Linked DNA regions of Homo sapiens: region 1 is linked to region 2. A link is a contact called in ENCODE Hi-C or POLR2A ChIA-PET data. All regions are on one chromosome and are shown on one strand. Each heading gives the region's core, a stretch centred on a gene start or an enhancer-like site at or near the end of the contact. The rest is flanking DNA. Distances are from core to core; before and after follow the strand shown.

What was found. A loop is a pair of places that touch in the nucleus more often than their neighbours do. ChIA-PET counts read pairs that join two places held with the same protein, here RNA polymerase II (POLR2A). Pooled maps may share reads with other maps.
Region 1: a loop to region 2 is called in a map with no recorded cell type, with 2.6 times the contacts of the local background. The contact joins two enhancer-like sites. A Hi-C loop is called at or near these places in 3 of 168 maps with a recorded cell type or tissue (CD4-positive, alpha-beta T cell, endothelial cell of hepatic sinusoid and heart right ventricle), 7 of 37 single-sample maps with no recorded cell type and 5 of 50 pooled maps. POLR2A ChIA-PET finds 5 or more read pairs at or near these places in 4 of 52 experiments (BJ, MCF 10A, Panc1 and 1 more).

Annotation. Positions count from the first base shown.
Region 1 is chr13:51,541,220-51,544,154 of GRCh38, reverse strand. No RefSeq gene overlaps it. Among named protein-coding and RNA genes, the nearest start is that of MIR4703, 9.9 kb to the left of the region's middle. Within about 2 kb of position 1,499, at least 7 of the 41 ENCODE cell types and tissues checked have a DNase peak (open chromatin) inside an H3K27ac peak, as active enhancers do.
Region 2 is chr13:51,499,806-51,502,973 of GRCh38, reverse strand. No RefSeq gene overlaps it. Among named protein-coding and RNA genes, the nearest start is that of INTS6-AS1, 48 kb to the right of the region's middle. RefSeq lists an enhancer at 325-474. Within about 2 kb of position 1,578, at least 3 of the 41 ENCODE cell types and tissues checked have a DNase peak (open chromatin) inside an H3K27ac peak, as active enhancers do.

The DNA.
Region 1 (2,935 bases), core at 250-2,749, 41 kb before region 2:
ATATTTTTTAAAATTATATTTTATGTTTAACTGTACTCTTCTTTGTCAAAATATCCATTATTCTTACATATTTATCCTTCCATATTTTTTAAATATAAATTTTGGCACATTTCCCCGTTTCCTCCATCTCCCAGATTTTTGGGGGGATTTTCACTGAGATACCATTTAATTTATATTTGAATTTAGGAAGAACTTACTTTTTATAATATTAAAATATCCAGAAACAGAGTTTATCCTTCCATTTATTTATGTCTTTATGACTCTTGGTCAGGATTTGTAGATTCTTTGCACAGGCCTACCACATTTCATGTTCAGTTCATTCTTTTATTTATTCTTTTGAGATAAAATCTTACTCTGTCCCCCAAGCTGGAGTGCAGAGGCGTAATCATAACTTACTGCAGCCTCAAATGTCTGGGTTCAAGTGATCCTCCCACCTCAGCCTCCCAGCTAATTAAAATTTTTTTTTGTTTGAAGATGAATTCTTGTTATGTTGACCAGGCTGGTCTTGAACTCCTGGGCTGAAGTGATCCTCCTGCCTCAGCCTCCCAAAGTGTTAGGATTCCAGAATAAGCCACTGTGCTCAGCCTATTATTCTATTTTTTTTTAAAAATAAGTTCTTATTCATAAATGTTATGGTGCTTTTGACCCTGCATAAGGAGAAAATTAATTTCTTTCAATCTGAAGTAGTTTTATTTTGAAAGTAAATCAACTAGTGAACTTGAATAACTAGTTCACAAATATCATGCAAATTTGAAAAAGTTAAAATATTAATAGTATAAACAATGAAATAAAATCTCCTTCCACCCTTCTCCCTGGCCACCACGTTCTTCTCCCTGTAAGCAACTGCTGTATTCTGTTAGAGCAGAGTTTTAAAAACAAACAAATTTTAAAAGTATATACCTATATAATACACACACACACACACACACACACGGGGAGACAGATATACGAAATATATGCAAAAATTTATCTATGTGAACAAAACAGTGTGCTAAGTAATTTTAAGGAATCAAATGGAAGGCTAAGACCTGAGAAGGAGTCTGGGAGTCTGTTCAAAAACAGAGAGAGAAGCAGATGAAAAAACTCTGGTACTTTTCCAATATTGTCAGTTACCAGTTTATTTAAACTCCAAATGCATTTTCTCACCAAGTTACAGCAAAAGATAAATCTAGAATCCATGCCACATTAACTGCACAAAATATAAATGTCCACCACCTAAGCTTTCCCCTGCGTCAGATGGCAAATAAGATAGGAACCACACATTCCTGGGAGGCAACAGATCAAGAGCGCAAAATGACAAATCAAATTTCTGTACCAAAATGTACTAAGCTTCTTCAATTAGTTGGGAGAAGCTTAAATAAATCAAAACCATGGCACAAAAATAACTTAAAAGCCGTTCCCCAGATAAATTTGTATTATGCTGTAAACAACTCAGAACAGCCACTCAGAATGGTGGTGAGTAAAGCTGGCAAGCTAGCTGGCTGGTGCAAGCCGGCAGCTTTCGTAGTCACTATAGTTCAGCCCAGGGGTCGGGGGAAGTGGAGGGACTGATGAAGCTCTGGGCAGTGGAGGCAGATGGGAGAGGAATAGTAGGTGATTGAGGGGGAGAGGGGGTTGTAGGGAAGGGGGAGGTGCTGATTCAAGCAAACCAAACTCACAAAAGGCTGATTTATAAACAGAAATGCCATTTGTTCATTAACCAGCACAGGGGGATTAGAGGGGTGTTTTATTCACTCTGCAGAAAAACCTGATGTGCTGTCCCATTCTGCAATAGAGTATTCTTACTCTGCGTGATCAGGGTACTCCTGGTCAATAAATACAGCTCTCTATTCCATGGGCAATGCTGGGAAAACCCAGATATATGTTATCCTGTGGTCTTGACTCTTTTTATCTTTTCATTCCAGTCCCTTGTGTTAACATATCATTCCTCCATATACGGACCACGATAATATCATGTGGACCAGACTCACTTTACAGCGTACTCTCTAGTCCAAGTTTCCTGAAGCCTTCCCTCTCTCCTCAGTCCCTTGGTGGGGGCTTTACTGTAGATCGCTGGGAGGTAAGAGTGATATAATGTGACAGTCAACTGCACAGGTTCTGAGCTCCGCAGGCTTTGTTCCAATCTTCGCCTGGCCATGTGCCAGCTGGGTAATCTCAAGTAGTTCTTTAACTTTTCTCTTCCTTGTCAGTGAAAATGGGAATGATAAATAGTACCAACCTCAGCAAGTCACTGTGAAGATTAAAGGAGCTAAGTCATTGCTGAACACCTAGAACTGTGCCTAGTGTATGTAGAACACTCAAAAGTTATTGGCCATTAGTGTTATGGCTACTGCTATGTACTTCTGTTGATTTGCAGTTGTCTCTGCTCAGGAAGAATAAACTATTTTTAACCTTTTGCCCAAATTAGGGAAAAGAAAATGAAATGTCAAATGAGAGACCAGTTTGACCTGATGGTGAAAAGTCTGAAACTTATTCCGTGTTTTAAAGAAATGCAATTGTATTGCTTCCAAATGTGAATATATTGCACCCTAAATACATGGAGAATAAGAAAATAAATAAATTTGTTTAAAGGTAGAGTAAGTTAAAAAAAAAAAAAAGGAGAGAGAACTTAATGTAAAAATACAATTTACAATAAGCAAGTGTTTCCAGAGCACCTAGTATCTACCTGCTTCCATTCTTGCCTTTCTGAAATCTATTTGCAACACAGTAGCCAAAATAATCTTCTAGAGGATTAAGTTTGATCATGTCACTTCTCTGTTCAGAATCTTCCCACCGCATTCAAAGTAAAAACCAATGTCTTGATAATGCTCTACAAAGCTTATATAACCTGCTCACCCCCCTCCTCGGCACCTTCTATGACTTTATCTCTTAATTCCCTCGCCCTTACTCATTCTGCACACTGGACTCTGCTGTCATTTAACTTGCCAGGCATTCC
Region 2 (3,168 bases), core at 329-2,828:
TAAGGTGTCTTGGAGGATGCAGGATTATAAAGATCCTTGTGGCAAGACCACTCAAGACAAAGGAAATTGCTTCAGCCAAGTTAATTGTGTGATGGTGGAGGGTGTATTCTGGGAATGTGAAATAAGGAGATGGTACTGGATTTGAGGATTACAGAAGAGATGAGGCCAGAAAGCTTGGTTGGTGCTACAAATTGTGGATAGCTTGTTGACATGTAACACCAGGAGGCCTAAAAGCTTGGATCTATGGTTGTGGGGGAGCGGAGTTGAAATTTAATGAAGGTCGGACATGGGAATACAGAAAAAATAGAACGTTAGGAAGACTGGGAGGCTCAACCAGGATTTGGCAACCAATATTGGGTAGGGGAGGGTGAGAGGGGGATTCTGGAGCTGAAATGTTTCTGAGACTTCAAGTATGACTCACATCTAGCACAGTTATGACTTGAGATCCAGTGCTTCCATGAAGAAAAGGACTAGGCTTGTATGGAAGGATAAGTTCAATTCAGGATGTGCTGAGTCTGAGATGGATACAGAACAACTGATCAGAAATACAGGCCTGGGGCTGGGAGATGAGTCAGCTGGAGGCAGAAGGGGAGTTGTCCCCTAAAAGATCACAGTGAAACTACCCAAGTAGATGAGATCATTGAGAAAGTACATGTAGCATGAGGCAAATACTATCAATATTAGTAAGCATTACAGGGATGTGCATGTGCTTGGGGGACCTTGTAGTGGGAAGGGCATCATACAAAATTAAAACATCTGCACCTAAGTCCTTCCTGGGCTTTCATATGTATACTCTCATTAATCAATCTTTAACACATAACATTGTGAGGTAGAAAAAAGAGAGAAGAAGGGCAAGCGTTTGTGAAGGTTCATATTTTTGAGGTTAGGAAGAAGAGGAACTAGAAAAAGAAAGAAAGATCAAGTTTTTATAAAGTTGTAGTAAACCTCCAACAGCCAACTTATCATTGTCAGACAGAGATCCTGCCTCCAATATTCTTGAACCTTAAATGAAGATCAGGACTCATACCTAAGATGTGTGTAACAAGCTAAGGGGACATTTGAAAAGTGCCAAGTACAAGGCATAGATGACAAACACTAATCATGGATTGGGCTGGATTTGGTCCAGGAAGACTCAGAGGGAAAACATGTGGGCTGAGTCTTGAAGGACAGCAGGGCTTGGAGGAGTGGAGAGAGCAGAACAATGCAGACCAGGGGGACCCACAGCCCTAAAGGCCAAGAATTTCCTTCCTTCCTTCCTTCCTTCCTTCCTTCCTTCCTTCCTTCCTTCCTTCCTTCCTTCCTTCCTTCCTTTCCTTCCTTCCTTTCCTTCTTTCTCAGAGCCTCACTCTGTCACCCAGGCTGGAGTGCAGTGGTGCAATCTCGACTCACTGCAACCTCCGCCTCCCGGGTTCAAGCGATTCTCATACCTCAGCCTCCTGAGTAGCTGGGATTACAGGCATGCACCACCATGCCTGGCTAATTTTTGTTTTTTTAGTAGAGACGGGGTTTCACCATGTTGGCTGGGCTGGTCTCGAACTCCTGACCTCATGTGATCCGCCCACCTTGGCCTCCTAGGCTTGAGCCACTGTGTCCTGCCGAAGCCAAGAATTTTCTCTGACCTCATATTTACAACCAATGTGTACCAGAAAGTCTCATACAAACTCACAATGCTTACATACTTATGTGGTCATCAGATATGGCACAACAGTGGCTTTGATTTTCCTTTTATACAGGAGCACATTTCAGCTTTTCTTCCAGTTTCCTATTTATTTTAGTTCCAATGTTTAGTTAATACCTTTGATTTTTAAACATTAACTCTTCTAATGTCAGATTCTATGGCATTCTGAATTATTGACATTATGCCTGAAGATTTTAAAAGAACAACTAATTCTCAATTACTTCCAGTTTACTGGTCTGAATGTTGCTCCCCTCCACCTGCAACTTAGGAGGGACCTTGGAGCAAGGTCGTGTCCCAGATTGTTGAGGACGTTTGCTGCTCCTTGGCTTCCCAGCTCCTGTTCCTCTTTCTAAGAGCACTGTGAGTTGCTTGTTGGGAACTAATGGCTCCTCACTGTGGCAGTCCCAGTGGGACTGCTAGTTAAGGAAACTTGCTTCTTGCCAAGAGAGTTGGCCAATCAAATTTTATTCTAGACTAGTGTATCTTGAGCAGGGTAAGTCAAGGACTGTGTAAAAAAAAAAAAAAAAAAAAAAAAAAAAAGGACCAGGATTTCAACAATGATGCTCTGAAGAGATCATCAACCACTTTCTACCCCAGGGCTGCTCTTTCTGAGTCTCACTCTTCAGGTTGTTTTTTCATTCTGGGAGCTGTCCCACATCTTTCTCTTCTCTCTTAACTTAGCCAGGGTCAGTTTCCATTGTTTATAAAAACCAAAACAAAGCAAAACTCATTCACTGACCTGACCGGAAAACGTGATATTTTCAATTGTCTGCCAAAGTTCCCCCCACTGATGTGGAAAATCAAGAGTGATAAGGATGGTTAAAAGAGAATAATTGAGATATTGCGACAAATGATACTTTGTTGGTTTCTCTTTCAGTTACTTGAATCACTGTCGACACACTTGCTTGAAGAAGACACTGGAGAGCCATTCTGTCACCCAGGCAGGAGTGCATTCATGATAGGTAGCCTTACTATGCGGTTCTAGTCTGTACCCTGCTATCTTTTCCAGGGGATGGTTTGTGTAGAGCATGTAGAGTGGCTCCTGTGTTCTCTGGCTTCCTGGTTGAGTTTCGTCCTCCCTCTGCCTTGAGAGAGTAGGGTCTGGGTGTGAGTTCTCTTAGCTACCACCTTAAGAGGTTGCTTCAGTCTGTCTATGCCTAGTGGTGTGCTAGTAAATGTTTAACTGGCTTTCTGCAAAAAAAAAAAAAAAAGTTCTGGTTTACAGTATTTGCTGATTACCATGGTACCGTATTCCCACCATGACCGATTTTAGGCTACCAGTGTGACATCATTGAATACAAGTTGGGAAAAGATGCAGTCAGCTCTCATGTGTCCTATGAGGTGGCTCCAGCACATAGCTGTGTGTGTGTCTCCCAGCATGACTCCTCTCAAGGTGGCCCTGCACTCCACAATTCTTTCTCCTTCGAGCTCTAGGAACTTGCATGATCCCTTTGTGGTCTGCCTAATCCCTGCACATATCTTTGTAAATT